Linked DNA regions of Homo sapiens: regions 2, 3 and 4 are each linked to region 1. A link is a loop called in an ENCODE intact Hi-C map of the cell type or tissue named here. Cell type or tissue: tibial artery. All regions are shown on one strand. Region 1 has its middle 94 kb from the start of MPHOSPH6. Region 2 has its middle 180 kb from the start of MPHOSPH6. Region 3 has its middle 170 kb from the start of CDH13. Region 4 has its middle 46 kb from the start of CDH13.

Evidence for each region. A loop is a pair of places that touch in the nucleus more often than their neighbours do. Peaks named below come from ENCODE experiments on the same cell type or tissue, not always from the same donor. Only the 100,000 strongest peaks of a DNase experiment are listed, where the experiment ranks them.
Region 2: a loop joins it to region 1, with 3 times the contacts of the local background. A loop is called at or near these places in 59 of 110 quality-filtered maps.
Region 3: it touches region 1 in a loop (2.3-fold over the local background); 60 of 110 quality-filtered maps call a loop at or near these places.
Region 4: a loop joins it to region 1, with 4 times the contacts of the local background. A loop is called at or near these places in 47 of 110 quality-filtered maps.

Annotation. Positions count from the first base shown.
Region 1 is chr16:82,260,679-82,268,678 of GRCh38, reverse strand. No RefSeq gene overlaps it. Among named protein-coding and RNA genes, the nearest start is that of MPHOSPH6, 94 kb to the right of the region's middle. In tibial artery, a CTCF peak has its summit at 4,983 (motif pointing left); no DNase peak of the experiment used is centred here; H3K27ac peaks cover 1,713 bases.
Region 2 is chr16:82,341,344-82,349,343 of GRCh38, reverse strand. No RefSeq gene overlaps it. Among named protein-coding and RNA genes, the nearest start is that of MPHOSPH6, 180 kb to the right of the region's middle. In tibial artery, a CTCF peak has its summit at 4,975; no DNase peak of the experiment used is centred here.
Region 3 is chr16:82,452,229-82,460,228 of GRCh38, reverse strand. It overlaps the pseudogene LOC124903788. Among named protein-coding and RNA genes, the nearest start is that of CDH13, 170 kb to the left of the region's middle. In tibial artery, a CTCF peak has its summit at 3,409 (motif pointing right); no DNase peak of the experiment used is centred here.
Region 4 is chr16:82,577,199-82,585,198 of GRCh38, reverse strand. No RefSeq gene overlaps it. Among named protein-coding and RNA genes, the nearest start is that of CDH13, 46 kb to the left of the region's middle. In tibial artery, a CTCF peak has its summit at 4,760 (motif pointing right); no DNase peak of the experiment used is centred here.

The DNA.
Region 1 (8,000 bases):
ATCACACCTGTGCACTCCAGCCTGGGTAATAGGAGTGAGACCCTGTCTCAAAAAATAAACAAATAACAAAAAAAAAAGCCACCATTTACTTTGGAATGGAACATGACAGTTTACAAGTGTTTCCACGTATTTCTTGTCTGATTCCAGTAACTCTTCAGAAATGTAGATGAGTAGGATGTTGAGGATAATGTCAGTGTCCCACCCAATTCCTTTTTTACTTTTACACTCAGACTTTGGTGTGCTTTCATTTCCAAACTGCAGCTCTATTTTGGAGAACTTCCCTTGGGCTATTAGAGAACACTTTGCCCAAATGGGTATAGCACTAGAAGTTTCTGGGAATTTACATTCCCTTATCCTGCCCTCAGTCCTAGCCAGTGACTGAAATGCAGGAGCATGAAAGGTTGGCCAGACATTGGTGGCTCATGCCTGTAATCCCAGCATTTTGGTAGGCAGGGGCCAGAGAATCACTTGAGGACAGGAGTTGAAAACTAGCCTTGGCAACATAACAAGACTCCATCTCCATAAAAAATTTTTTAAAAAATTAGCCAGTGTGATGGCACACACCTGTAGTCCTAACTACTCAGGAGGCTGAGGCAGGAGAATCCTTTGAGCCCAGGAGTTTGAGGTTGCAGTGAACTGTGATCATGTCACTGCACTCCAGCCTGAGCAACAGAGCAAGATGCTATCTCTAAACAAAAAAGAAGAGGAGGAAGAGGAGGAAGAAGAGGAAGAGGAGGAAGAGGAAGAAGAAGAAGAAGAAGAGGAGGAAGAGGAAGAAGAAGAGGAAGAGGAGGAAGAGGAAGAAGAAGAGTAAGAAGAAGAGGAAGAGGAAGAAGAAGAGGAAGAGGAGGAAGAGGAAGAATAAGAGGAAGAGGAAGAAGAGGAAGAGGAAGAAGAAGAGGAAGAGGAGGAAGAGGAAGAAGAAGACGAAGAGGAGGGAGAGGGAGAGGGAGAAGGAGAAGGAGAAGAAGGAGAAGGAGAAGAAGGAGAAGGAGAAGAAGGAGAAGGAGAAGGAGAAGGAGAAGAAAACAACTCTAGAGCTGCCTCCAGAGTTCCCCTGTGGGATCACGCTGGAAGGCTGGAGCTGGCCCCTGCAGGACTTTTCCTGAGATCACACCCTTGCTCTGCTTCCTCCCCTTTCCTTACTACCCCCATTCCACCACTTCCTTAATAAGCCACTCAAACCTGAAGCCACATGTAATAGCTACTCCTGGAGAGTGTGACCTAAGACTCAGGTGTAATTAATTATCAACCTCTTACAAATGGAAAAATGGACTCAGAGGAAGTTAAGTGACTTGTCCAAGATCATATAAGCTGAGTCTAGAGCCCAAGTCTTTCCATTAATCAGCCAATCAATCAATATTTACTGAGCATCTATCACTATACTCAGAATGGGGAATAATAGAGAGATAAACACGCTACAGTCCCTAACTCCATTCAAATGTACAGGCTGGTGAGAAGAAAGGCAAGACTCACCACAATGATTTTAGCTGGCAGTACTTTCCAACCGAAAGGAACTTGGAATAAAAGGGTATAGGGTATTAATTATGTCTTTTCAGGTTGATTTTGTCATGACGCCACTTGAAGTCAGTCAAAAGAGTGAGGATTTTTGCTGAACACAACTCAAGTCACCTCAAGTCTAATCAATTGCTTTCCTGCCCATCAGGGTACCACATTTAAGCAACTGCTGGGGGGAGAAATAGATAGAGAGGGGGCTGGGGAGGATGGGGACTTAATGGGATCCATGATGGAGAACTAGAAAGGAAGAAAATGGCTAGGTCCAGGAAGAATCTGACACTAAAGAGGCAGTGTTTCTGCACATGGTTACCATCCCTTCAAATGCACCCTAGGGCCATGGCCCTCAACCTCTCAGATGCCAGCTTCCTGGAGAAGGGCCGAGCCCACCCTCTGTAAACCAAAAATAAAATTCTAAGCCCCCCTCAACCATCTGAATTGACACCCTCCTCTAGGCCAGGGTGCTCCAAAGTTAACCTGAAAAACTGGTCCAGGCAATGACGGCAAGTGGGGGTAGTGGGGATGGGGCAGGCCTCATGATGCCCTCCTCCCTTTTGGAATTCAGGAAAAACCGACCATTATTTAACATCAACATAGACCTTAAGTCTGATAAGAAACATTTACAATCTGTTCTCTCTGAAGCCTGCTACCTGGAGGCTTCATGTACATGAGAAAACTTTGCTCTCCACAACCTCTTATGTAACCCAGATATTCCTTTTCTATTGATAATAACTCTTCCAACCAATTGTCAATCTGGAAATTTTAAAATCTACCTATAACCTGGAACCCTCTCCTCCACCTCCACTTCAAGGTGTCCCACCCTTCTAGATCGAACCAATGTATATCTTAAATGTACTTGATTGATGTCTCACGTCTCCATAAAATGTATAAAACCAAGCTGTGTCCTGACCACCTTGGCCACATGTCAGCAGGACCTCCTGAGGCCGTGTCATGGGTGTGTCCTTAATCTTGGCAAAATAAACATTCTAAGTGGATTGAGACCTGTCTCAGATACTTTTGGGTTTGCACCTCTTTAGGTCACCCACAACAAAGCCCAGCAGCCTCTCTGGGGCATCACTAGGACCTGGTGGCCCAGTGATCTGAATCTGCATGTCTGAGCCTGGCTCAGTTTGTCTGAGACTGACAGAGATGAAGTTACTCATCTAAGTTTACACAACCTAGTAAGAAGAAAAGCCAAGATCTGAACCCAGGAATGCCTGACTCCCAAGCCCACGCTTGAATACTGAGAAAGAAAAGGAAAGAAGAACAGCATTCTCATGAGTTCTCAGTTTTTCTCAGCAGAATAAACCACACTGGTAAGTTAGGCTGAGCAAACGCCTAAGCATAAAAGGAAATGAAATTCTCAATCAGAAACAAAAAAGCAGAATTAAGTCTTATATCACAAAGAACTAGCCTGGAAAGAAAGAGGAAAGCCTCAAAATGAGATGGAGTATAAAACAACGTAAATGTTCTAAAACTCAAAAGATGTGTCGGCTAGGAAGGAAAAGCTAAAGACAGAAGATGCTGGAGGTCATTTGTGTGGGTTTACCTTTATCTTCATGGTAACTTCACTGCAATTCCTCTGTATCACTTGCTACAAGAAAAGGAACAGCAGACATTAAAAAGGCAAGAAAAAGGTTAAGTAGTATTTTCCTAGTGTGCATCCAAACATGATTAGGATCAGGCCTTTCCTAAAAACTAGAGTACCAAAATAAGATAAATAGTTTTTTTTTGTTATTTTGTTTTGTTGTTTTTATGGTTTTTTTTTTAACATATATTCAAACAAGAGGAAACAGGAGGATGCCAGAATTTGCAAAGCCAATCTAACCTGATGTAGCAGAAAAAAATCTTTGATTACACTAACTTGAGGTTAAACCTTAGAAGAACACATAATATAGGAAATGGGCAGTCCTAAAAGTAGCTGGAAAATGACAACATAAGTGATGTCGAAAGCTAAGGAATACTTCTTTCTGTGGGAGACCACGCTCAGGATCTAACCATTTTCCAAGCACAGAAGAGGCACTCTTTCTTGGGAACGCACCTTGTGGGGAATCACAGGGATTCCCTTCTTCTACCTCCCAACCCCCTAGAAGTCTCTGCCCTCAGATCCAGGCAGAGGAATCTGAAATGCTTACTTGGCTTCCCTCTTGGGACTTGCAGTCTCATTAAAAATGCAGAGAGAGCCTGGGAGGAAAGTAAAGCCCCATTAACTTGAAGGAGGACCATTGAAATTTCCCTGTGCACACAAGTCCTTGCCAGTGCGACCTTGGCCGTTTCCCGGCCTGGAAAAAAAAAAAAAAAAAAAAAAAAAAAGTGGCGACGGTCAAACTCTCTTTTCCATGGTTTGTTGTGAGAGCTCCAAGAACATGTGGAAACACATGGCACGTGGTAGATTCTCAATAGCACTAAGCTCTCCCTCCTGAAATAGAAAAGTGCGAGACACAGGGGAAGAAGTATAAGGGGGATAAGGGAGCAGAGGAGGGGAAAGGGTTGACTAGGGCTCCAGCTGCTCCTGCCCAAAAGGGAGCTACCAGGGAGCATCCTAAGTCAACTGTATTCCATGGCTGGAAGGTGGAGCCGGGAAAAAATGGGGAGCATAGAAGAGAAGTATCTTGATACCTCAACCCAATATAGTCATGTCTAGAAGGGAGACACTTTTCCCAGGGAATGTGTAGATGAGGTCAAGCTCCAATGAGAAGCTGTGAATTAACCATAATCTTCAGAGCCCAGAGCCTGGAGAGATGCTGATGGCACCCGGAAGTAGGAACTGAAGCTCTCCTACCCGTATTATCAGTAGAGCTTTTCCCTCTGTCAAATCAGAATCCTCTGGAGGGCTTGTTAAAGGACAGATTGCTAAACCCCAACCCAGCCTTTCTGATTCAGTAGATCTGGGGTGCAGGCCAAGAATGTGCATTTCTAACAAGTTCCCGTGTGATACTAGTTCTGCTGGTCCAGGGACCACACTTTTAAGAACCGCTGTGCTATACCTTTATTTAATATCCTTATGAGAGATCCTCAGCCTAAAGCTAACAGAGACTTTGAACAACTCCTCCTCCTATTGGCGCCCCTGCACTTGAGTTGAGACATTGTGCTAGCTGACGCCTGTGAGCCCTGCCAGCTCTGGTGTTCTGCGATTTTGCAAGGGTCTAACCAATTCAGTGCATTTACTGCTTAGCTCTGGGCTGGGAATGGGGAGAGAGCAGGCGTACAAGTGTGATTGAGCGACAAGGAGAATCTCCAAAAGACAGAAAGAGCAAATACTGCATTTTTTTCCTATTTCCCTAATTTTGTTCCATACTCTAAAGCACTCTCCTGACTTCAGCTAAGCTTGCCCTGGGATCCTGGGCTTGGCAGATATTTAAAATAAAGAATGAGCTGTTTGGCAAGGTAAAGTTTTCCTAAACGTCCTCCCCACCAAAGATTCTCAGCCCCTATGGCTGTGCTTCTGTGACTCAACAGTGACATCTGGTGGCCATGAAGGTGCATCCCAAGCCCTGATAACACCTGCTCGTGCTTCTGAAAACTACGGCACATACAGGGGATGCCCAAATTGCCGTAAATAAGCTCATTTATCAATCACATATAACATACCCCTACTATCTGCAAGCAAATTGTTCTCTTGGTTGAATGCGAAAAACATTAAAGTATCTGACTTCTATTTTAAATCTCTATTCATTGACCCATTTGAAAGGATACAATCCTTAGGAGGCTGACAACCCACTGTGGTTGATGCATCTTAACTAATATTCACATTTAAACTGTTTGGTTAAAGGAATGCGTCAAAGCATTTGGCAGTGGAAAAACAACACAGCCTAACTTTGCATGCAACAATTTGATCTAAGCAAATAAATAAGTTATTTTCATTTCCAGTTTAACGTAACAAGAATATTTCTACAAGATAATTTGCTTTCAAAAATTCTAGCTGTGAAGTTTAATAACAGAACATGAAGCTTCGTGTCATTTCATATTTATGCTCCAATCCCAGTTTTGACAGTTCCCATGGGCTCTGGACTGCTTGGCTAGAGATATTTTAGGCCATGTTTTCATAACAACAGGTAGAAAACGCAGCCCTAGAGCCAGGAAAAAATAAAGAGCCTTTAATAGGGTTTTAGACATGGGACTTGCTCACCTTTTTCTCCTCCTTGCTACCAGGCAAGTTTACAACTCAAAGAAATGGTCAAGTTTTCCCTTCCAGTCTCCTAAATATATGGTACTAGACGCCTGTTCCAAGCTCGCAGTGTCAGAAAAGTCCCTTCTCTCCCCGGATTGGCTAACAGCAATGGCAGCTAGCTGGTACTGATCAAGAGTTGATGCCATGCTGGGGGTTGTGCCCAAAGCATCATACGAAGCTGGCCAAATCTCCAGGGAATCACCAGGAAGGAAGAACTATGTGTATCTCATTTCACAGATGAGGTAATGGGGCCTAGCTGGTGAGGACCTTTGCACATGGTCTCACAGATAGCATGGGTTCTGAACCCAGACATCTAATTCCAGACTAGGATCAGCCCTGGCCAGGTGTGTCAGGGTGAATCTGACCCATCCTCACCTAGTCAAACCCTTCAAAGGGCAGCTTCACCATTTTCTCTTCCTGCCCTACATTTCCCACCACTCTCACACCCACAAACCCAGCCCCTTCCAATGGCATCAGTGCCTCTTGCCAGTGAAATCTCACCCTGCTTATCACTAGCCCTCCCACAGTCCACCCTTGCTTTAAGTGGGTGACATGAATGTTAAGCATCTTAAAGGCAAGACTCATGTCTAATTTGTGTCTATATTAATCCCAAGCGCTGGCACCGGACATTATAAGCAGTCAGCGGCCAGTACATGTTTGCAGGATGAACAGATGAATAAATGGACCTGGAGAAATGCACTTCCATGCTGTAAGAGATCCCTGGGGTCAGGAAGGGAGCTAATCCCATTGGAGGGCATGGACAGTGATGATGCTAACCCCCAAAGAGTGGACAGGGGAGTGGGAGCACAGGGAGGACATCTAAGGAATGTACTCAGAAGGCATCTCTATACCCAGGTTGTCACCAACAAGCAGAGTGATCCCACCACTGAACAAGACACCTTCAAGGCAGAGTCAGGCACTGCAGCATGAAGCCAAAACAGAGGACTCTGCAACCTTCCCCCTTTAGCCCCTCTGGTGGGGCATTTAGGAAATATACAGAACCCCCCTCTCTTCTCTAGCACAGAAGTACCACCACCCCTTTCTAGACTGTGAGCTCTTCGAAGGCACAGGCTGTTTGGTTCTCTGCTAAATCCTGGATATCCTTGACACCTAGAGGAGGTTCAATAGGTATTCTTAAAGCATTCAAGCCTTAATTTCAGCAGCCACTACAAAGCAGTGGTAAGGGAGAAATCTGTGTCATATCCAGAGCAACACCCAGAATTCCTCAGTCTTTTCTGAAACAGTGATGTATCCGTCTTCATATTTTGTAGATGCTAATTGTTGACAAGATGATTTGGTAGCTCAAAAAATTGGAACTGACACCGTCAACCTGTTTAATCCATTTACAATCTTTGATCATCAGTGCAAGGGACTTTGTCAACTGAGTGAGGCCAGTTTACCTTGTGAGGCCAGCATCTTGTTTCCTATTAGTGATGAGCATTACAAGTAAGTAGATTGGCTTAGCATGTTAAATAGCATCCAACAGCCCAGCAAAAATCACACGCTAATGTAAGAAAATAGAATCTGTGAAATAAGGAGAGGGAGGATTCAAGCCAATGCACATTTACTGAGCAAAAGTTTTGCTAACTAGCTTCGCCACCACTGGACTTGCTGCACCCCATCCTCCACAAATTGTCCAAAGTGATCTTTCTAAATGCCAATTGGCTCATATTGCCTCCCTGTTTAAAATTCTTTAGTAGTTTCTCCAATCTCTTTATCATGTCATCCCAGGCTGTCTGGAATATGGGCCTTGCATACCTCCCTAGCCCAAAACATCTCCCTTTCCTCACTCCACGATATGCTACACACACTCCCCCTGTACTCCAGAAGTCTCATGGTATGCATGAATGGCTGCAGAGTCTCTTTCAACAGGACCTTTGCACATGCTCCTCCCTCCTTTTGGAATAATTTCCTCTACCCTTTCACCTAGCTAATTGCTTCAGGATTTAGACAAACTGTTTATTGCATCCAAGGAGACTTCCCTAATGTAATGGGGTTAAATGGTGGTCTCTAAAAAGATACGTCTACATCCTAAACCCCAGAACCTGTTAATGTGAAAATAAAAAGGGCCTGTAGGGCCTGGTGTGATAGATCATACCTATAATCCACCCACTTTGGGAGGCCGAGGTGGGTGGATCACTTGAGCCCAGGAGTTCAAGACCAGCCTGGGAAACATGGTTGTATTAGTCCATTTTCATGCTGCTGATAAAGACATACCTGAGACTAGGTCATTTATAAAGAAAAAGAGGTTTAATGGATTTACAGTTCCATGTGGCTGGAGAGGACTTACAATCATGGCAGAAGGCAAAAGGCA
Region 2 (8,000 bases), 81 kb before region 1:
CTTCCATGAGAGTTAGTAAATGCCTGTTCCTGGCGTGGTAGATGGAGAGGCTGGATGAGATTCTCGGCAGGACATGGGATGTTAGACTAGTAAGAGGCAGGAGTACAGTTTAGGAGCAAATATTCGGGAGCTAAACTGCTTTAGTTCAAATTTCACTTCTGCTACTTGCCAGCTGTGTGACCTTGGGCAAAACACTTAATCTAGTTTAGCTTCTGAATTTCCTCATCTTTAAAATAAAAGCACCTATCTCCCTAGTATTAAATTACATAATATATGTAAAGCTCCTGGCACAGGCCTGGCACAGAATAAATACTCAAACAACAGAAGCTACAATTATTACCATCGTCATCATGAGAGCTGAGGCTTAGACATTTTCTTTTAAATGCAAATTGGAGACCCCGTTATCATTTTACACTTCTACTCATTCACAGTCTTTCCATTTATCAGTTCCTCAATGATTTTCTTTCCAAATATAGTTTTACCAAACATATATAGATTAAAAGTCACCTGGAAGCAAACCCAAACCCTGCACCATTCTATTGACAATTGGACTGATTTCAGATTCAAAGAAGGGAATTAAAAGATGAGCCCGTAGCCAAGGTTTAAGTCCTTGATGGGAATCCAGTGACACTAAGCTCAGTGGGGTAGTTGCTAGGCCAGATGACCTTACAATTGTCCCTTCCAACTCTCCAAAGTCCTCTGTGGTCTAGAAGCACAACCTGCAACTATGGATCTTTGGGGCAGCTTCTTGGTATTCTCCAGGGAACATCTGGATCAATTTCTCCATTAGTCACCTACACTGTCCAAGAAAATTACCACAGGCCTACAAGACAGGACTAAAGGAATTTTGACCATGCAGAAGCAGAAAGATTTGTAAAGCAAGCATCTCAGGCCTGAATGCTCATGGGAATCTAGCCCTTCAAACAAAAACAGGAAGCAAGAGCTTAGAGCAAGGGATTAGATTCCTGTGGGTTTGCTTTGTCTCCTAAGCTATACTCCAAGCCCTGACTACTCAAAGTGCAGTCCATGGTCCATGGACCAGCAGCAGGGCATTGCCTGGAAGCTTGTTAGAAATGTGATATCAGTCCCCTCCCCAGACCTTCTGCACTGGACTCTGCATTTTACCAAGATCTCCAAGTGATTGGTGTGCACAGTGAAGTTTGGGAAACATTGTTCCAAGCTACTTGAGCAGCAAGTTTGCTTCCTAAGAATTATTACATAATGTTCTTCATTTTTACAGCATTTTGCAAGTTACAGAGAACTAAACCACAAGACCCCTGGGAGGAGGAATAGGCTCTTTTCATTTCTGTATAGTAGGGCCTGTGGCAGTATCCAACACCAAATTTGCTCTCCAATGCTGGATGAATCTGGAATAAGTTCTGACATGGCCCAACCTAAGGAGGTGACTTGGGAAGTAAAGGGAAAGGATTAATGTTTGTTTTATACGTACTATGTATCAGACACTATTATTATAGAAGTAAGATATTTTAGTCACATTTATAATTGAGGGAATTCAGTTCAGAGAGGCCAACTAGTCTGCCCAAAGTCAAAGAACTCATAAGCAAAAAAGCCAAGATCAAACCCAAGGTTACAAAGTTAATAGAATATGGCATAGCAAAGAACTCAAATCCCAGGTCCACCTAACTCCATAACTCTGTCCATGACTGAGTATAGCACCAAAGGAATCATTCATCAAATGGATTGACATAATTGACATAATGATGTGATTGACACGTCAACATTTCTTTATTTAACAAAACAAACATATATATATGTATATATGTGTGTGTGTGTGTGTGTGTGTATATATATATACACACACACATATATATATGTAGAGAGAGAGAGAGAAAGGGAAAAGTGGGAGAGGGAGCAGGAAAGAGAGAATGAACTCACTATTTACCAGGCACCAATCCTGAACATTTTACATGGGTGACTTAGCTCACGTTTCTTAACATTCTCATGCGGAAGTTCTATTATATCTGCTTTACAAGTGGGAAAATGATAGCACAGAGAGATTAGTACCTGTCCAAGGTGACCCAGCTGATAAATGACAAAGCTGGGATTCCAGCACAAGCCCTTGAGCCCATATCGTCAACCGCTATGATGTGCTGCTACTAGCATGAAGAGAAAACTTGACTGCTGGGCAATTTGCCTACCTATTAAACCTCTGCTTCCCCAAGATGCTCCCTACCCATCATGGCAGGTGTGAAATCACCTGTGGCCAGAAGACAGGTCCTACATCAAGACATCACTGAAGCAGCCTGAGTCCCAATCAGGAAGTTCCACAGTATCCTGAGATGGAAAACCACAAGAATAAGGAAAGTATTCTCCTTTAGCAAGAAGCCGAGGAGTGTTCTCTCTATCCTGGGTGCATCAGCTGCCCTTGTTCTTGGCTGGTATTCCTGCTTCACCCTGCTCCTCCTCTCTGTCCTTCTCGCTATTAGTTCACCTCTGCAGACTTCACGTGTCTTCAACCAACAGCTATGAGCTCATTCTGCCTACCAGGAGGCCAGCTGCTCTTGGCCTGCACTTTGCTTCCGGTCACAGTCTGGAAGGTCCTGCGTCCCAGAGAGAAGTAATAATGCTCAGCCTCTTCTTTCCTGATGCACTGGGGCTGCAACTGCTCATTCCTTCCCCCTTTAACCCCGTAGAATGCATCATCCTTTGCTTTGGCCTCCAGTTGGTCATGCAAATGAACAAGGGTCCTCACTCCAGTAGGCAACAGGCTTCAGAATTGACTCAGAAAAGCGTTTGCTCTTGGGCATTACCTAATCCAATCAGCCTCCACCTGTTGCAGATGTACTCTGAAGCTCTCCTCTTAAATGAACCACAAGGTATCTTTGAAAAAAACATTTGAATTTGCCTGCATTCAGCATCACTAGGTTATTTCTAAGCATTTCAAAACCTATGCTTGCATTTGAAACATTTTCTTTTTATATGACTGCATTGGTTCAGACTCCAACCCCACTTGATGGCTAGACAGAGTAATGCTCAGAGGCTTTAAAGTTTCTACTTTACATTGATGTTTTTCAAAATTTAGCATATGTAAGATTTGCATCAGGAACACAATAAAAATGAGTTTGCTATGTCAGTTTCCAGTTTCTTTCTCTCAGGTCAGATGTCAGCATACCTAGCGCGGGACAACTGAGGAATCTGCATTCTCAAAGAGAAGCCTTCATGGTGCCACTCCTCTCCACTTCCCATGCCTTGTTTATGTAGGTGGCTCCATGCTTTGAGAAATACTGCAACAGGGTAAGAGAGTCTATGAATAGAATTTAGGATTCTATGAACGTGGATGGGAAAGAATTTTGCAGCCTCATTTTCAACATCTTCAAATTGAAAATTAGCATTTCCCTTAATAATAAATATAGGCCACAAACGACAGTTGTACTAACAGTGCCTGTGACTTTGTCACCAATGCAACTCATACTTTTCTATCACACAAGTTTTGCAGTTATCTCAAAATATCTTTTACATTCACCAGTTCTTCAAAATTGTAGTTGTTATGAGACTTGCTGCTAGATCTCAGCAATATGTTAATTTAAAAACACAGCACAAATTTTGTTTAATATTCTAATAATTGTAATTTAATAGAATTGGCTGCCTTTGTAATCCAACATTATTTTTTATTTAAAAGCGTGATGCTGAGAAGATGTCCCTGGCCTTCACCAGACTGCTGAAGGGAATCTCTGAATTAAAAAAAAAAAAAAAATGTTTAGGAAACTCTGTTCTCAGACATCCCCTTTGCTACCCCTAACTCTTTGCTGATTCCAGGGGAATTTCAATGACAATGCTTGCCCTACTCAAGGGAAGCCAATGGATAGGTCTGGTTGAGCCAATCAGATGCTCCTTCTTGACGTAGGAGCTAGCATGCAGTCAGTAGGTGGGGGACTCTGGGGCTAAGAGGTCTTTAGAATCAGGACACAATGGATCCCACTGCAAACCACAGTCCCATACCAGACAATGGTGCAAGGGACAGACTGAAGAGATTGAGAGAGCTGGCCTGTGACTAGAATACAGCAGAGATAGGAAGCAGAAGTCAGCTCCACGAGCTAGAACCTATGATCTCAGAGGGGCTGAGAGAGAAAGAGCATTCCAGTTTCCCCAAGGCTCAGCTATACTCCCTTCCCTGGACCTGCAGAAACTTCACTTCTCTTTGTATTAATCTATCTCCTTTCCCTTTTCTAGTTGGAGTTTCTGCTTCTCCTAGCCAAGGCCTTGACTACAGGTGCATGGGTGGCCCTTATTAGTTGTTTCAGTATCTTTCCATGTTTGCTTATATCATCACTTAGCTGCATTGTAAAAAAGGGTGGATTTTTAAGTCAGACTTCCCGAGCTTATCCTCTGCCACATCCTGCTTGTAAGAAGGTAGGCAAGTTGCTTGGCCTTTCTGTACTTCATTCTCTCATCAGAAAAATGAGGACAATAGGAGTAGCTACTTTGAAATCCTGGCCAGTAACAGCAGCTACCTAACATGAGCATCAAATGAATTGATGTATATAAAATATGTCTGGGACAGAGTGAGTGCTCAGTAATTGTATGCAATTATAATGCTTATTGTCCCCAAGTCACAGGCCTTGGACTCTTGTCATCTGTACCTGCTTACCCTTCTTTTCGGCACAGTCCCAATCAGAGCTAACCATGATGGACAGGCCAACATAGGGGCTGGGCATCTCCACAGATTGGCATTCTCTACTGGCAATCTTACACTTATTCTTTGTAAAAAGCTTTCCAGTAAGATCGTGAAGATTTTCTCTTGGAGTTCTGCTCAATTACTAGAATAGATTCACTTATTTGTGAGATAATTTGTTTCTCTTGTGCTGAGATTTCTCTTCTTGTTTGGGACAAAATATAGTTCACATCACATCTCCATTCATTCCTGGGCAAACAGTTCATACCCCCGCTAAGGTTAGGAAACTTTAGCACATAGGGTGTGCTGGACACAGGCACAGAGCTGCACACACTCCTGGTGGAAGGCAGGGGGCAGAATTACCAAGGCATCCCTGAATTGAACACGGTAGCTCTGAGAAAGGATGGCCACCTCTTCAGCTACCAATCTACCCCTGTCCGTCTTTTCCTTGATGTGACCCCAGGTGTTTCCTCTCCTATTAACAAATACCACCTAGCACCAGGCTCTGAACACAAACACAGGGCAGCCACTACTATTTCCTGGATGCACGTCTACCTTCAGGGCTGTCCAAGATGTGGATGCTCAGAGAGCTCATTGCAAGGGTCCAATATCAGCTTTCAAATCGATGTGGCTTAACCTCTGTCCCTCTATCATTGATGTACCCATCAGGGAAGTCACCTAGGGTAGATGTAGCATGCTAGAAAAGCTTGTCTGATTTTTGTTTCCCTCACCATTAGGCAGTTTCCTTGCTGTCTTACGGTTTAGATTATTTTTAAATGATTTATGGAAAAATGAAAACTAATGTTCAATTAGACCAAGACCCTCCATCCAAAGAAGATGAATAATATAATCAACCTAGACAAATGCCAGTCTAATTCTTAAAGCTGCCTGCAGACAAAGATTGTGAAATCCTCTTATCCCTTATTGTATCTTTTAATCAGGCTAACATTAGGAAACTTATTGCAATGATAACAATAATAATATTGACAATCATGAACATGTGATAAATGATAGCTACTTGCCATATACTTTTCTAAGCATGTTACACATGCTCATTTAATTTTCACAAAAATGAAATAGGCACTATCATTATCTCAATTTACAAATTGAGTCAGAGAGGCTAAGTGACTTGCCCAGGGTTACTCTGCTAGACATTACCCTGCTACTGCTAGGACTTCTGCTAGAACTGAGCCCATTTTCTCATGCATTCTGTGGAGAGGCTGAACAAAACCACTTAAAACTGCCCTGCCTGCTGTCCCAAAGATGACAGAAAAGCACCTCTTCACCCCTTTGCCTGGTTTCTCCTGCAGGCAGCATTGATGTGGACTGTTCGGGTCCTCTTCCAATCCTGCCACTGAATTCTTCTGCAACATGACCATGTTTTTTCTAGGACTAAGCTTCCTGGTCCATAAAATCAAGGTGTTGGACCAGGTGATTGCTAATGTTCTTCCCTAGTTGTGATGGTTAATACTGAATATCAACTTGATTAGATTGAAGGATGCAAAGGATTGTTCCTGGGTGTGTGTCTGGGACGGTTTGCCAAAGGAGATTAACATTTGAGTCGTGGACTGGGAGACGAAGACCCACCCTCATTCTGGGTGGGTACCGTCTAATCAACTGCCAGCGCAGCTATAACAAAACAGGCAGAAGAGCATGGAAGGACTTGACTTGCTGAGTTTTCCTGCCTTCATCTTTCTCCCATGCTGGATGCTTCCTGCGCTTCAACGTCAGACTCTAAGTTCTTCAGCTTGTGGACTCTTGGACTTACACCAGCAGTTTGTCAGGGGCTCTCAGGCCTTTGGCCACAGACTGAAGGCTGCACTGTGAGCCTCCCTACTTTTGAGGTTTTTGGACTCAGGCAGATCCACCACTGGCTTCCCTGCTCCTCAACTTGCAGACGGCCTATTGTGAACTTTGCCTTGTGATCATGTGAGTCAATTCCCCTTAATAAACTCCCTTTATTATATACATGTATCCTATTAGCTCCCTCTGTCTAGAGAACCCTGACTAATACACTGGTCTATTTTTGAGTTTTCAGAGAAAGAAAAGAACCCTCACCAAAGCATAACGGATGACAACTGGGTAATGATCATTTGTGATGGGGAGGGTTCAAATAACCATGATTTCATCATTGTTTGGGGATAGCTGACAACCAGAACAGTGAGTTTCCCAGCTCTGGAGGCAGCCATCATAAGAGCAAGTGGGTAGTGAAGCTCTCACACCGGGCTGGTTCTCTGATCACTGCCTCCCTGGCTGTCTCCAAGAGAACAGAAAGGGTGGTCCCATAGACCACCACAACATCACCTGGGGAACTCAGTGACATGTCCAGAACCCACTCTCAACCAACTGCATCAGGATCCCTAGAGGTGGTGCCAGGAATCTGTATGTTCAACAATATCCTGGGTGATTTGAAAAACACTGGAAACCATGACATCAGGGGCTGTCAGTTTAGAACAGGTGACTAATCTCTTATTATTACTCGAGATTCAGATCACTTTTTACATTCTATAAAATTTGGATATTTTTTATTCATTCAGCTCCTAGATTTTATTGTGAAGAGTCAAGGGCAAATTGAGGGTATGCCCAGCTTTCTAAACTTCGAGATTTTGCCCATACACATTCCTGTGTGTCTTGCATATTCCACCTTCTTCAATGGATACTGCTTTCATCTTGCAAGTGAAAATGGGAGCATCTCTCAGCTCCTTCTTGGCTCTCAGTAAGGGAATTTTCTGATGGAACGCTTTGCTACAAACAAACACCTTCTTACCTAGTGAAATGTCACCATCAGAACTGCCCTGTCCTAGAGGGCCGTGGACTGAGCTTTGTGTCACAAGAGAAGACAACAGAACTCCTTGGATCATGTGTTAGGCTGAAGGACAGCAAAACAATGTCCTGCCATCTGGCCTTGACCTTGTCTTTCAGGATAGAAACCTTCAGACATGTGCCTGAGCCAAGCTGTGTGTCAGCTGAAGATCTCCGGGTCTCTGCTAACCACAGACATGGCAATAACTTGGGCTAATAACATGTGTAGAAGTGAAGTATGTTACATCCAAAAGAAAGACGTTAGAGACGGCATGTTTCTTCCCTGCAATGGCAATAGATAATGCTCCAGACAGTAAGCCCCATCAGCATGGGTGTTAGAGACAGGAAATGTAGAGCAGAGCACTCATCCCACCCACTGAGCATATGTAGCAAGTGCAAGAAATCACCCTTCATCGCATTAAGTCAATGAGATCCACGAACTATTTGTTACTGCAGCAGAATGTAACCTATTCTGACAGATATAAAACATGACTCTTAGAACAGTGGTTTTCAACCCTGGCTGCACAACAGAATCAGCTGGGGAGCTCTAAAATAGGTGCTTGGA
Region 3 (8,000 bases), 190 kb before region 1:
CAAGTGGAATGGCAAGGTGACTGGTGGGTCTGGAGCAAAGAGAGGGAGGGGGAGCACTGTGGAGCCTTAATGCAAGGTCACAAGAACGCTTACCAGGGCCTGACCTGTGAACGTGATCTAAATGAGGTTGTCACAGCTGCTACAGGAAACAATAGAGCAGGGTGATGGAGAGAGAAAGCCCGGGACCCCTAGCGCCTGTAAGAGAATCTCAGCTCTACCACTTATCAGCTGTAGGAGCGGGGCCTTGTTACTGGTGTGGCACCTCAACGAGCAGCAGTAGCATCCCCTGGGAGTTTATTAGAAACGCAGAATCTCAGTTCAGCCCTGCCAGGTCAGTATCCGCATTTCCACCAGGTCCCCAGGGGATTTATAAACTCCTTAATATTTGAGAAGCACTGGCCTAGCACTTGTTACTTAACCTCTCTAGGTCTCCGAGGTCCCATCTGCAAAATGGGTGCAGCAGTCTCCCTTTATTTGTGGTTTCACTTTCTGCAGTTTCAGTTACATGCAGTCAACCACAGTGCAAAATGATTAAATAAAAATTCCAGAAACAAGTAATTCGTAAGTTTTAAGTTACGCACCATTCTGAATAACATGGTGAAATCTCCTGCCATCCCACTCCATCCTGCCCAGGATGTGAATCTCCCCTGTGTCCAGCGTAGCCGCACTGTCCATGTTGTTGGCCATTAGTCACTTAGTAGTCACACTGATTATGAAACGGACAGATTATAAGTAGAAGCAGGAATACAGTAAAATAGATGTTGAGAGAGAGAGGCCACATTCACAAAACTTTCATTACAGCATATTGTTATAATTATTCCATTTTAGTATGGGTTGTTGTTAATCTCTTACTGTGCCTAATTTGTAAATTAAACTTTATTATATGTGTGTATGTATAGAAAGAAATATGTATGTATAGGGTTCGGTTCTATCCTTGGTTTCAGGCATCCACTAAGGGTCTTGGAATGAATCTCCCCTGGATAACGGCTGGCTACTGTATAACAACAGTAGCTCTCTCATAAGGTTATTGTGATTTTTAAATAAGCTTGTGGCCATAAAACACTCAGCCTAGTGCTTGGCACACTGTAATTGCCCAGTGGATCTTAGTTTTTGCATTGTATCCCTGGTGGGATTAATCCTGGGGGCTGTCACGGTTTTGACTTCCTCAAGACCCACTTGAAACTTGCAACAGAGGAACAGTGCTTGTTACTGCTTCACCTGCTCTTGAGGCTGCTGGCTCCAGCAGGACCTGTCCCCCTTGGTTATAAACCACAGAAGCCCTATCGTCAGCAGCACCTGCAGTGGTGAAGATGGTTTATAGGGATCCACCCTCACTCTTTGTCCAGTTTCTCCTGTGATTCATAGTCCTCACTAATTGTTTTCCTCCGTGGAAGCTAACTGGCTAGGAAGAGGCTCAAACCTGCAATACTGGCCTTGATACCGCCATGTTTCCAAATGCAGAGATTATTTCTCTAGCCAAGATGGCAGCTGTCAAATCCGCCTCATTCCCAGCGGCATAACTATAAATCTCCAAACCACAATTATGTAGAAAAATGAAATCTGTTAATTAAATATGAGCTTGTAACTTTCAATCAAGTACCACCGGCAAATATCATAGAGTGGTAAAGCAGTTGGTTCTGAAGACAGACTCTGGTTTTGAACTCCAGCTCAACCATGTAGCTTACTTGTTGTGGTTTCTTAACCTCTATAGTTCAATGTCCTTATCTGAAACTGGGGAAGGGGGATGATAGGAGTACCTACTTCGTAAATGATGATTTAATGGGTGCAGCACACCAACATGGCGCATGTATACATATGTAACAAACCTGCACATTGTGCACATGTACCCTAGAACTTAGAGTATATTTAAAAAAAAAGAAATCCAGGGCCCACATTAGCTTCCTGGTGTGTGCACCCCTAGAATGCAGAGAGCTGGGTGCCTACAGCTGCCATCAGCAGGTAGCGAGGCAGTGGCTGATGGCATGGGGGTATAAAAAAAAAAAGAGTACCTACTTCAAAGATAATGCATATAATAAACTTGTAAAAGTCGTGAAAGACACTAAACATTCTAAAGATGTTAGTAGTCATGATTCTTATTTCTCTCTCTAGTTGTGTTGCCTGTGGATTCAAAGAAGAAAACATTCTCAGAAAAATGGAACCCATTCTTCAAGTAAGGGAATGTGGAGAGTGACATTCTCCTGCTAGTAAGGACAAGAGATGATAAAATTGAACTAAGGTGATCACAATGGGAATGAAGAGAAGCAAACACATTCAGGAGATATTTCTGGGTCCATAGGACTTTGTGACTTCTTGAGCACAGTGGCGAAGGAAAGACAGATTTAAGGTTTCTAGTCTACATTCATATATGGATAGTGATGACTACAACCCATGGGAAACATAGAGAAAGTTTCATTAAAAAAAGGACAGGTCCAAAGGCAGTCTACAAACTTCAGGGGAGTACATGCTCTGGTCAATAAATGTGTAGTTATTCAAAATGCAAGGTTCGATAAACATAAGAAAATGTGCCAAATTCATTAGTCATCAGGGAAATGCAAAGTAAAAGCACAATGACATACTAGAATGGCTAAATTTTAAAGGACCAATGATACCAAGTATTGATGAAGACGTGGAGGAACTCATTCAACGCAGGTGGGAGTGTAAATTGATACACTACTTTGGAAAAATGTTTGGTAGTATTTATCAAGGCTAAAATATGTTAGCAATTCCTCTCCTGGTTATATGAATAGTCTACAAAAATATATGTATGAAAATGTTCAGTTATTCACAAAAACTGGTAACAAGCTAAATAATGTCTTAAATGTAGAATGAATAAATTGCAGTGTGCTCATACTATTGTCTGAAATTGTCACCTAGTAAGTGCACAGCAATGGAAAAGAATAAGCCACTGAATATCATAGACAAAATATTGACTTGAAATGTTTAGATAGACACACAAGAAAAGTTCTGAATGATGATATTTACATGAAGTACAAGAACAGGCAAAACTAATAGCAAAAAAAAATGTCATTAAGCTGTACACTGAACATGTATGCATTTTACTTTGTGAAGGTTATAGCTCAATAAAAAAGTAAACTTTATAAAAGAACACAGGGCTAAAATCTTGGAGCAGTTCTTGGAAGCAATACACATGAGAAGGGCTGGAAATTCTGGTATGCACTGGAACTGCAAGGCTGTAGTGGTAATTTAGTATTCAAAATGAGTTGCTGGCTCTAACAGAACTATCAAACACTGCTTAAGGTCATTCCTGGAATTCATAGTGGTTTTGGCGTTTGTCAATTTTGGTCCCAGTGGAATCTGTAATAAGCCTCTAGAAGGAGCTGAATGGTGCAAAGAGAAGGGTGTGTCTCATAAACTATCAGGAAACTCTGGGGAGCCTGGAAGGACTGTGTGTATATCACAGAGCTGCCACAAGAGGGCACTGCCTCAGTCAGGAGGCGGTGGCTCCAAGTGGCTCTCAAGGCATGCCACCCACCTCCACCGCGACCCAGGAGCTTGGAGCTCTCCCCAGCAAGAGTAGTAGATGGTGTGTCCACCTGAGGTGGGACTGTGGTGTGGATTCTTCTGCTGGGGTGGCTTCAATTAAGCTGCTTCCTTCCTCAGGTGCAAAAAAAAAAAAGAAGAAAAGAAAAGAAAAAAAAAAAAAACAGCCAAAAGTGGCGTCTTCTAGTTCTACAAATTCCAACAGTTTAGATACTGTATCTCAAGTATCCCCTCTATTTGCTGTCTGTTTATTCATGAATATTTTTTGAACACCTACTATGTGTATTGAGGACACAACAGTGAGGAAGACAGAAATAGCTGCTGTCCATATAGAACTTAGCTTTAAATAAAAGAGAAAGACAGGAAGCAGGATGTATTCAGATTATAGTTAGTGATATGAGGAAAATGACAAGGATGATGTGGAGGGCAACAATTTTAGATAAGGTGGTCAGGGACTGCCTCTCTAAGGAGCTTATGTTAAAATTGAGGCTTGAATAATCAGAAGAAAGTGGCCATCCAAATAGCTGTGGGACGAGCCTGGCACAGACGAGAGTAAGTGTCAGTTCCAGAGTGGGGAGCACACTCGCTCTCTGCCACCCAGCACGAGCTACCTGTGGGGATTGGGCTTAGAAGCACCTAGTATGCCTCTCCACCGTTTACTCAATATCACCTTTTACTTAATATTAATGCTCTCTGGTTTTCCACCTCCTCTCAGCAAGGAGAGGAAACGGCAATTTTCCACCAGCAAACATCAGTATTCTGGGATTTAACTACCCATGAGTTAGAACTCAACATGGCAGCAGGGAAACCTATTGGATTTAGAATGCATTTGCTCAGAAAGGGAGCGTGTACACCTAGAGATGGTTCTAACGGGACATAAACAATAAAATCGCAATTACGTGTTAGATTCCCCATAACCGCTGCCTGTAATTGATTTCCAAGTTTTTGTTTTTCCTTTTCTTTTCATCAGATGGGTAAGGGTAATGTGCCTGCCACATCAAAACAAGGCTTGAGAGAGGCTTGAGATGCAATTATGTATACAGAAGCAGGAAGGAATCTTGGCCCTGGTGCGCTCCTGTCTTCCCCATGTCCCCTGAGTACCCTGGGCTTATCCAACCTTTTAGTAATTATCACATGGGATTGCCATTCTCTCCTCTAGAGCAGGAGCTATTCAAGAGCAGAGACCATGTGGAGTTTGTCTTGCTGAATGCAGCTTCTAGTTCATTAGCTGGTGCTTTGCACACACTTGGTAAGTGATGGTGAAATGCATGCATGCACACATGCCTGAGTTAATTCATCACCTCAACTCAGTCTATGCTTACTGAGCACCTAACACATGCAGGTATTCCTCTAGATGCTTAGAACATGGCAATAAGAAAGACAGACAAAAATTCCTGGCCTCACAAAGGTTGTCTGATAGTAGGAAGCAGGAACAGACAGACAATAAATTAAATAAATAAGACCAGGGTGGCTGTTGTGTATCACCTGAAGGTAAGACTAACAGGTGAGGGTGTCAGTCAACAGAGGGCACCCTGATGTGAGATGAAGTAAACCTTATTAGGACTTGGCCTTGACTCAGAGGACTAAAGAACTATCAGATATCTGTGAACACAGGATGGCATGATCTGACTCATACTTCTAAAGGATCAGGAAAACGCGACTGGGTTTTAGAACCGGGGGCCAAAGTGTCCATCCTGTTCAGTTATAAGCACCAAAACAGAGATGCCCTTACTTGGGGGCAAGAATAAAAGAAGTAGAAACTTGAGGCTCCCTCTGTGAGCTACATGGAACAATACTCTAGATGGACTGGCTCTGGGGTGTACCTGCCACAGTGCCGCCATATCATCTGCCTCTTAGCTCACTTTTGAAGGTGAATGTCAAGGGTGAAGGGTGGTGGCCTAGAAGGTGAGCACTGCTCAATCTCGGCCTCAGTGAGGGAATTCCAAAGGCTGGGACTCTCCGTCGGGGTTTCCAGTAGTATGCAGAGACTCACAGAGCAGACTGAGCTCCGCTGGGGTGCAAAGACTGCTCTGCAGAGTCTGTTCTCGGCAAACAGCCAGGCCTACCCCAGGAAGGAGCTCAGGGTCTGGAGGTGTCATCAGGTCACATTTATCCAAAGGGATCATTCTCATGGTCCTCTTGTTTCTCCCATCCAGCAAGCAAGGGATCCTTCCTTTTTATTTTCCTGTCCTTTTCACACCTGTCTTTCTCCATCAGATCGCAACAAGACCTTGAATTCACCCCATAACCGCTGCCTATAACTGATTTCCAAGTTTTTGTTTTTCCTTTTCTTTTCATCAGATGGGTAAGGGTAATGTGCCCGCCACATCATAACAAGGCTTGAGGGAGGTACATTTCACACATGAGTATGAAAACCCAATCATCACACTTAGGAACCACAAAAGGATGGAGGGGAACGGTTTTTTGGTTTTGTTCACTGTCTCTGCTGGTGAGACAGAAACCTCTATTCTGTCTCTCTGGCTTCCCTTAGAACCTGCAAGAATCCAAGTCTCAGTGCTCCTGCCTCACACCCTCTGGTAGGCATCTGCTGTTTTTGCATGCCCAGCTGGATTTTCCTTTGCAAAGCACCATTCTACCTTAAGAGTCACTGAGGTTCAGGTAGGGCTGATCCCCCGCTTACCTTGAGACACAATGATGAGACCTGGCCAATCAGAATCATGGTGATCATTCAGGGCACAAGCTCGGCCCATGCAGGTCAGCCCTGGGACATTTGCAGACATTACTAGGAAAGGGGTGCAGTTTGCGCTACTGGGATTGCTCCAGTGGTGAGGCAAAAGCCTGAGGCTACTGTTTTCAGCTTGGCCACAACCCAGCGAAAGCCCATCAGTGAATACGGCCATTGCAAAAGAAAGCAGTTAAGGCATGAGGAGGGACAGCATCAAGGCCACCCCATTAGAGCTCCTAGACCCAGCCAAGCCTGAAGCCATTGCTGCCCTAGGCTTTTCAGGTACAGGAGTTGTATTAGTTCTCTTTTGCTGGCGTAAAAAATTACCACGATAACGGTAAGGATAGCCTAAAACAACACAAATGTATCCTCTTACAGTTCTGGAGGTCAGAAGTCCAAAATCAAGATGTTGGCAGGGCTGTGTTCCTTCTGAAAGCTCTAGGGCAAAAGCTGTTGCTTTGCCTTTTCCAGCTTCTAGAGGCCACCTACATTCTTCGGCTCGGGGCCCTTCCTAACACTGCTCCAAACTCTTGCTTCCATCCTCCTGTCTCCTACTTCTGTAACCAAACCTCTCTGTTTCCTTTATAAGGATCCTTTTCTTTATGTTGAGACCACCCAGATATTCCAGGATCATCTCTGCCATTTCAGGATCTTTGACTTAATCAGATCTACAAAGCCCCTTCTGCCATAAAAGGCAACGTATTCATGGGTTTCAGGTATTAGGATGTGGATATTCATGGATTCTGGGGATGAGGATGTGGATATTCATGGGTTCTGGGGATTAGGATGTGGACATTTTGGGGTGCCTTTATTCAGCTGACCACAGGAGTCCATGTCCTCCTTTTTTTTTTAGAGCCACGTTAGGGCGGGAATCTGTCACTTACAATAGAGTCCATAATACGTATTCCTAAATCCACACCATCATCTTACTTCTGAAGAACAGACAAACCCTAGTATTCAGTTCATCCAATCAGAGTTATAATTTCCTTGTATCACACTTCAGTATTTTTAATTTTGGCCAGCAGTACAGAATAGAGGTTAGGAACACAGATTTTGGATTCAGAAAGCTTCGGTCTACATATTGACCTTTCCACTTACGAGTTAAGCCTTTTAAGCTACAATCCTCCTGATCTGTCAAATGGAGATAATGAAAGCACCTGCCTCAGCTGGTAATCGTAAGAATTAAATGAGATAATGAATGCATTGTGCTCACACTAGAAGGTCAATGCTCGATAAATAATGCTCTTTCCACTAAGATTGCAGACATGACTCCTTCCATCTGGTATTACACTGATTTCTTTTATACAATGTGTCTCAATTAATTGCTTCATTTTTATTTAGCTCCTTTAGAAGTGGCTCCAGACTCAGAGAATGTACCTTGTTGGATCTTCACACCAACACCTACATTTTAACGGTGTTGTTGGCAAGCGGTTTCACAGAACAGACAACAGAGACAACTTTTTGCAAGCTGGCCGTGACTTCCTTCCTTTATTCTCTCTCTTTATTGCTGACATTGCTCTACCTCCAGCGCAACCCTACCCCATCTGTGAGGTCGGTATTTTTCAGCCACGCTAAGCAAAGACTTTTCTTCATCCCTGTGTAATTTTGTTCTTTCCCCAGCTTATTTAATAACTGTGGGTTTTTTTTTTCATGTTCTTACAGAAAGTGGGGTTGCTCCTCCCCTCTGTCAAATTCCACTTGCCACTTAATGCTCCAGTTTAACTCTGCAGAAATTATTTCGGCCTGGCACTCCCTGGGCATTGCTTTTGTGTGCAGGTGCCACTCTGGGTGGAGTCAGGGCATGTGTTTAGAA
Region 4 (8,000 bases), 320 kb before region 1:
ATCCTTATTAGTAAGGTATCATTGTCGTTCTTCTTGTTTTCTTTCCCACTCCTCACTGATATCTTCAGCCGCTGGTCAGACCTTCCTTAGTATTCGCAGTTTCTGGATGCTAGGGACACTGCTCAAAATTTCCTTGGGTGAATCAGAAGCTAAAATTAGGGCAGCCACTCTTCCCTTACAAAACGCAGGCTCTGTCCCACCCTCTCATCTCTGTAGTTTGCTCATTTGCTGCCAGTCCCTGCCAGCACCTCCCTTTGCCATCTGAAGCTTCCTACGCACCCAACAGACCACGATGAAGAGTCGTGAAGTGGAAGTAAATATTCAAGTGTCAGGCGGACTTTGCTACGCTCATACCAGAAAAAATTAGAGGCAGAAAGGGCGGGTGAGTATTGGCTAGGCTTGCTGTGAGCATTAAATTACATAATGTACGTAAAGTGCCCAAGATAGCACCTGGCACGTATTGCTGGTGATGGCAATAACTTGTCTCCTCTTTCTCCTCCTCCCCACTTCTACTCCTCCCCTTCTTTTCCTCCCTACTTCTTCTTCTTCTCCATCTCCTCCACTTTCTCCTCCTCATTATTATTATTTTTACATTAATAGCAGCCATCCTTACTTACGAGGCTCTTATTAAGCTAAGTGTTCACCTACAACATTGCATTTAATCCTCAAAATCACTTGGCAAGGCATACATTATTGAGCATCTCCAATTATGGCAAAGGCAATAATTAATAGTTAAGACATTGAACTGCTGAGTCCAAACACCCAAATTTGAATCATCACTTAGCATTTATTCAATGTTGGGCTCTGAGCAAACAGTTTCTTCTCCAGAAGCTTCACCGGTAAAACAGTAAAATAAATACAGTAGTTCCCAACTTGGGCTGCCAAGAGGCTCACAGGGCAGGGGCCTAGCGTCTGGCAAATAGTAGGGTTCTCCTTGTCATGACCTTTTCTCCTTATCCCCTTCTACCACTCCTAAGTCTGTAGACCAGCACTGCCTAATGGAATAATAAACATCTTGCAATTATGTGTGTTGCACATACAACTTAAATTTTCTAATGGTCACATGAAAAGAAAATAAAAACAAACAGAGGAGATCAACTTTAAAAATGAATTTTATCTAACCCAATATATCCAAAATATTATTATTTCAACATGTCAAGACGTAATCCATGCAGGAAATTATTAATGAAATATGTTACATTCATTTTTTTCATCCTAAGTGTTTGTAATCAAGTGGGGACTTTACATTTGCAGCACATCTCAGGACACACCAGCCACACTGGCCTCATTTCAGCAGCTCCATCACCACATGTGGATAGCGGCTGGTTTAAAATTATGATCCTTATTAGTAAGGCCCTATTGTCATTCTTTTTGTTTTCTTTCCCACTCCTCACTGATATCTTCAACTAGTCATACCTTCCTTAATATTCATGGCTTCTGAATGCTGAAGACACTGCACAAAATTTCCCCGGGTGAAACTGTCAGAAGCTGGACAGTGCTGGACAGGACAGTAAGAGATGAAGAGGATGGAGACAGGTCATTATGTAATTAAGTGAACCCTCCCAGGCTACATGACTCACACGTGGTTCTTTCAGGAGTCAGATCATGTCTGTCTCGTTCCACAGGCTGCCACAGTTTCTTGATAGTCACACAATCCATTAGACAGTGGATCAAGGGCCTAGTTTTATTCCTTCTAGATCTCCAAGTGGAATGATAATTATATTCAAAGGGGGGTGGGAGAGCCACCCCTTTGAATCTGGCAGGCTGCACCCCATCTCTCCAGCCGGCTGCTGTCACGCTGATGTGCACAGGCCTTTCTGTTTGGAAGCCACCTATCTCTCTCGCCCTCTAAAGAAACAGAAGGTTAGAGATGCAGCTGACCCCCACCTCCCTCACCGTTCTCTGCCAGAGCTCACCTCTTCCCAGAGGCTGGTATGTCCTTTCCACTTAAGACCAGACTCATGTCAGCCTTGGCAAGTCTGAGAGATCCTCAGCACACTTCAGGGTGTGCAATGACTGATCGGTGCTGGTCTCCAGGGACAGCGCGCCACTTGCTTACTCACCACAGTGAAGGACACATAAGCCTCGGGATTTCTCTTCAAATCACTTTGAATTGCTTGGCTCAAGTTCATGCATCTCTATCCCACCACACATGCTCCCTGATCCTTGAACACTCTGAAAAGCTTGTTGGTCTGGGATGATCTTCAGAACAGGAGCCCTGAGGGGTCTGTCTTCACCCTCCTATCCTATTCACTCAGAGGAGGTCGCTGGGAGCCTTGGATTGTTCTGAAAGGTGACAGTTTCCTACGGTCTATACCAACAATTCTCAAGATCTGGTTAGAGATCAAATTTTTGTCCATCCTCAGCAAATGGACAACATTTCTAGTTCTGACATAGAGCTAAATTTATTCAGCATGCAGGCTGATCTTTTTCTGGTGTTCCAGTCACACACTCTTGATATGCTATTATCATTGCAACCAATGTCAGTTAGGTAGGTACCCGGATGGCACAGCCTGTGTCCCTTAAGTGAAAAAAATCTAATTATCTTCTTTCACATAGAACTGAGGATCCTGGCATCCCGGAAGCATGTATCTCAAACACCTGAGCTAACCACTCATGTTAAAAAGAAATGAAAAATCCACAACACTGCATGTAATTTTAGATTCTTCTATGAAATAGTGGAGAGAGTAGATGGTGGTGTGGTGTTTGTCTTTGAATGTCCTTAATTGGCATAAGTTGACAATTCTATTTAAGTTCTCCAGAGTTATATATGTGTAAGTGCCCACACACAATATTGTATTTAATCCTTAAAACTGATCTGCAATGTAGACATATATAGAGCTAAAAAATCTCCATGTCTGGGAAATACTGATTGGATACTTGCATAATGACATGAGATGTGGAAATTCTTGAAGACTAACAAGTAATGTACAGGTGAACAACTTTTTGAGGGGCAGCAGTAGAGGAGAGTGACTCAGCTCTGCTCTCCGGACTCATTGCTTATTTCCTTTTCTGAAATGGGTGAACTAGCTCCTTTCTACCAGGACAGCATCACATATAGCAGCTAACATTGTTTCTGCCAGGCATCGTGTAAAGGACCTGTGTGCATTACCTGTGCAAAGTGCCTGTGTGCGTTACCAACTTTTATTATTATTATTATTATTATTATTGAGACAGAGTCTCACTCTGTTGCCCAGGTTGGAGTGCAGTGGCATGATCTTGGTTCAAACTGCACCCTCCACCTCCCGGGTTCAAGCGATTCTCCCATCTTAGCCTCCCAAGTAGCTGCGATGACTGGGACTATAGGCATGCACCACTATACCTGGCTAATGTCTGTATTTTTTTAGCAGAGATGGGGTTTCACTACGTTGGCTAGGCTGGTCTCGAACTCCTGACCTCAAGTGATCCACCTGACTCAGCCTCCCAAAGTGCTGGAATTACAGGCATGAGCCACTGTCCCTGGCCACAGCTTGAATTCTTATAATAACTCTGTTGGATAGACAGAGTATTCCTGCTATGGCAATAAGAATATCAAGAGGAAGCAAGGGAAGGCAACTGATTCAAACCTGGGATTCAAATCCAGTTTGTCTGATTCCAGAGCTCATGTTCATACCTACTGTGTTATAATATATCGTGTAGCTATGTGGAAGTAAACATAACATTATGGGAATGAAAAGTATGTACAGTATCATGGATTTGGCATTTCTTTTTAACTTGGATGGTTAGCTCAGGTGTTTGGTATATATGACTTTGGGATGCCAAGATCTCCAGTTCTGATGTGGTAAAAATTAATTCGACTTTTGACTAAGGAGACTCATATTATACCATCCTAGGCACCTACCTAACTGACAGTGGTCACAATGGAAGCAAAGAGAGTGTGACTGGCTCGGGGCAAATCCATCCCAACCACTTGCCAGGATGCACAAAGCACACAGTCCATTGCAGAAGACAAAGAATTATCTCACCATCTCCCTGAGTCTAGCCTGAACTCTGCAGGCATGGTGTACAAGGATTTTCTGGGTACTTATCATTTCATCACCAACTTCTCCATGTTGCAGTCTTGCTAGAGGAGTTATTATAATGACACTAAAAGTATGAGGTCTAAATGAGATGGTTTGAAGTGGAGCCTCAATCTGTCAGAAGTCTTTACTCCTGCTTTCACTACTGTTTCTCCACACCCCTCTCTTCAAACTGGAATAGTAACCACCACAGAAATAGTCAGCAGATTTATAGTACCATGCTATGGAAGTTACGAATGCACTTGGCTGCAAAAAGGGGACTCAAGTGAACTCAACTAATCAACACGGCGAGCCACATGGCACATTTCTCCAATTTAGTTCATCACTCAGCCAGCTCCAGGCAGGACTTGAGTCCTTCATTGTAACCTAAGAAAATAGACTTGGCTCCCGTTATCCTGGAAGCAATCTCAGCCTGCTGCTGATCAAAAGCAGAACAACCACACATTCTCATCTGCACAACCTTTATGAGTATCTATCTATGGTTTGGTTCAGATCCAGGCACAAACTTGAATTAAAGGTTGAGATCGATGACTCAGAGCTTAGCTAGAAATGCAGGCGAGAAAATGGAGCTGTGAACTGGAAGGAGAATATGTCTGAGGGTGACAGGCAGAGATGGAAGCACCAAAAGCTCAGACCTACATCCCAGCTCATCTGCCCCAGGAGATCCCATTAAGCTGCGGTGCTCTGGGCAGCAGAGGGCACTATTAATACACTCTGAAGTAATTGGCACACTTAAGGAAGAAAGACGGGTTTAGAATAGGCTTGTGTGTGGCGTTTGGGTGGGGAAGGTCATAGGATTATCGTTTTCACCTTCAGTCTCTCTTGTTCTCAAATTCAAATATTAACAAGCATCTTAAAAAAGGCTACAGGGTAAAACTGACTCTTGAGTGGAACTTCAAGTTTTTAGGATCTAAAGAACACACACACACAAATCCACGTTAAATAGATCACTGCAGTCCAACTTCATGGGGCTAAATGCCTTGCATGCATTATCTTATTTATCTACAACTCTGTCTGAGTAGGGACTGTTTATTATCTCCATTTTATAACTGAGAAAACTGATACCCAAAGAGGTCAAGTGCCTTGCCCCTAGTTACCAACTCATAAGTGGCAGAACTGGAATCTAAGCCAACTTCAGATGCCAAAGTCCATGCTTGCAAACTCTGTGCTATACCTCCCCAAAGATATCTTTTCCGTAACGTGAGAAGAAAACATCACCTCCTTAACCACTAGCAGGAATGGAAGGTGAAGTGAATTCAGTGTTGTTACATCTGTGCTTCAGAAGTTAGGAAAGGCAAGGATACTTAAACCCTGCTGTAATCTGTCTTCCTCCACTAGCCAGCTCCTCAACTTGTTTTGACAAAAGTTGTGGGTTAGGAAGTAGATGGCTATGTCAGAGGTTAAACAGCCTCCAGATTATGAAAATCTGACTGTGGCCCGAGAGTTTTAACCTTAACACCAACCTAAAGGTGTGGAACCAATCAGGGTTTTGAGGTTGCTAGTCACAGAAGCCAAGTCAGGCCATGCTTAGAAAATCAAGGGGGTTTAGTTGGAGGAAACTGGTAACTCACTGAGCTAAAGGGGACTTGAGAGAAGTACAGAAACCAGGACCACACCGTCACCATAATGGCCAATCCCTTTGGACACAGCCTTTGTCCTGTGACCGGCCTAGCTTGGACCCTGTGCCCACTCCTGTAGTGGGTGGGAGTAAAGGGTGGACAGTGTGTGCATTCTGCTGTCTACAAGAGCTTCATAAAATGGTAGAAATTTCCTGAAATAAATATAGGGGCTTTTTTCCAGAAAAGAAAAGGAAGAAGGCTAAATGTTAGACAAGCGAAATCAATTAAGGTCCAAGGCAGATACCTTCAAGTGGCCCAATTACTCTGGAAGGCATAAAGTTAGGAGTTGTTCATCATTTGATCCATCTCTATCTTGAAAATCTAGCACAGAACATGGCACATAGTAAATGCTCAATAAATGATGAAAATACACATTAATCAACCAACAAACCAACAAACTCAATGACAAGCAAGTGGCACCAATGAAAGAAACAGACTTCCTAGGTGATCGACTTTCTAGAGATATCACCAATGTGAACTTACAATCCTCCCACCTCTAAAATAGTCTATTTTGGAGCTCCTACTACACCTAATTTCTGGACCTTCCTGAAGCACTGCTCGGGCTAATATCGCTAATCACGTTCCCATGAAGTATTTAGATGAAGATACAGAGACCACTCATCTTGGTACTCTCATTGTTCACAGTGCATTGCAATTCTCTAGTTCAGTTCCCTTCCTAGGGATGACAAATACATGGTGTGTGTGCCCCCATCCTCCCCACTCTCCATATCCAGGACAGACCTTGTTAATGGATCATGACATTCATCCTACTGAGCCCAAACAGCCAGGAACAATCCATCAGGCTGGGCACACAAGGTAAAACCAACTTATTATGCCTGACTCAAGACATCTGGAATCACTACTTCAGCACACAGCCAAATGATGACCCAGCTCATGCCTGACCACCTTCGTAGATGGGAAATATGATCTCATGGAGACAGCATATTCCATTTTAAGAACTCTGTTAGAGTTTTTTCCTTTACGGACACTTCTGGGTGAACATAGAGACAACACACCTGGGCCTGCTGTGACTGCCTCTTCCCAAATTTTTATGAAATAATCCTGAAGATACAAACAACAGACTGCAGCTGGCCCTTGCAGAAAAAAAAAATGACAAAAATCCTGGGGAAATTTTTACTAACTGCACTGATGAAAGGCATGGATGGAAAGGCACAATTTTTGAAATACACACCATATGTACTACCCTTTCATTCATAACAGCATAAATGCCCTCCAACACACACAAAGGTAGGCAACACACCAGCCCCTCAGTCTGTTAAATTTTACTTCATGCCCTTATTCCTGCACTTCTCAGGAAAGAAATGGAAGCCAACCTCCAGGAACACCCTTCTGAGATACCCAGAACTAGGGTCAGGGCGGTCCCTTTCTCCTTCCCCATCAATTGCTCTTCCTTATCTCCATTCATTTTAAGAAAATAACACTGGCATGTGCTGTGATGATAATTAGGTTTCATTTTAAGATACTTCACTACCTGAGGAAAGGTCCTTTTGGTAGCAATGTGGTTTCTCATGCCCACATTGTACAATGAAAAACTGCAAAGAGTCTGAGAAACCAAGTTGAAGGAAGAAGCTTCCTCCTCACTGCAGGAGGGCTGTAGTAGAGCTACCTGCCTGCTGAGCATGAAAAGTGTGTTTGTGTATGGACACATCACTAAGATCTCATTGGAGACGAAGAAGTCAACACCTGTAGGGTGTTCTTCCCAGTCCCTTGAGAAGACATCCCTTACCCTCTAAGGAAAGACCAGTACGATCACACCAATACAATACCCAGAGCAAAGGGGTCACTAACAAAATAACGTGTTGAGCAAATGAATAAGAGAATGACCAAATGAATGAATGACAAAATGAACACACTTAAAAGGATAACGGGCATAGGGACAAAGAAAAACACACCTTTCAAAATTGTATTCTTTAAGAAATGAGCAGAGCATGGGTTTTGCAGAGCCAGGTCAGGGAGCTGCAGTGAAGGACAGGTGGAAAGGATGAGAAAGATACAATGCTGAGTTCACTACTGAAGCTCAATGGGAATCCAGATATTCAATAGCATAATTAAGGTTCTCCTTGGAGGCAGGGAAGAACAGAGCGGAAAATGTGAAAATTCAATTAGTATGTGTCTGTGAGAATGGAGGAGCTCCTAGAGGGACGAAGAAGCTGGGCCTGTTCCTGGGGGTGCCCTACCTCCCATCACTCAGATGTCTACGTGCAAATGTCACTTCCTTGGAGATGCCTTCCCTGACTATGTGAAATAGAGCCTCTCTTTTGCTCCCTGTTTACTTAATACGCTGTGCTTTGCTTCACATTTATTTGCACATATTTGTTGTCTGTCTCCCTGACTGGAAGTT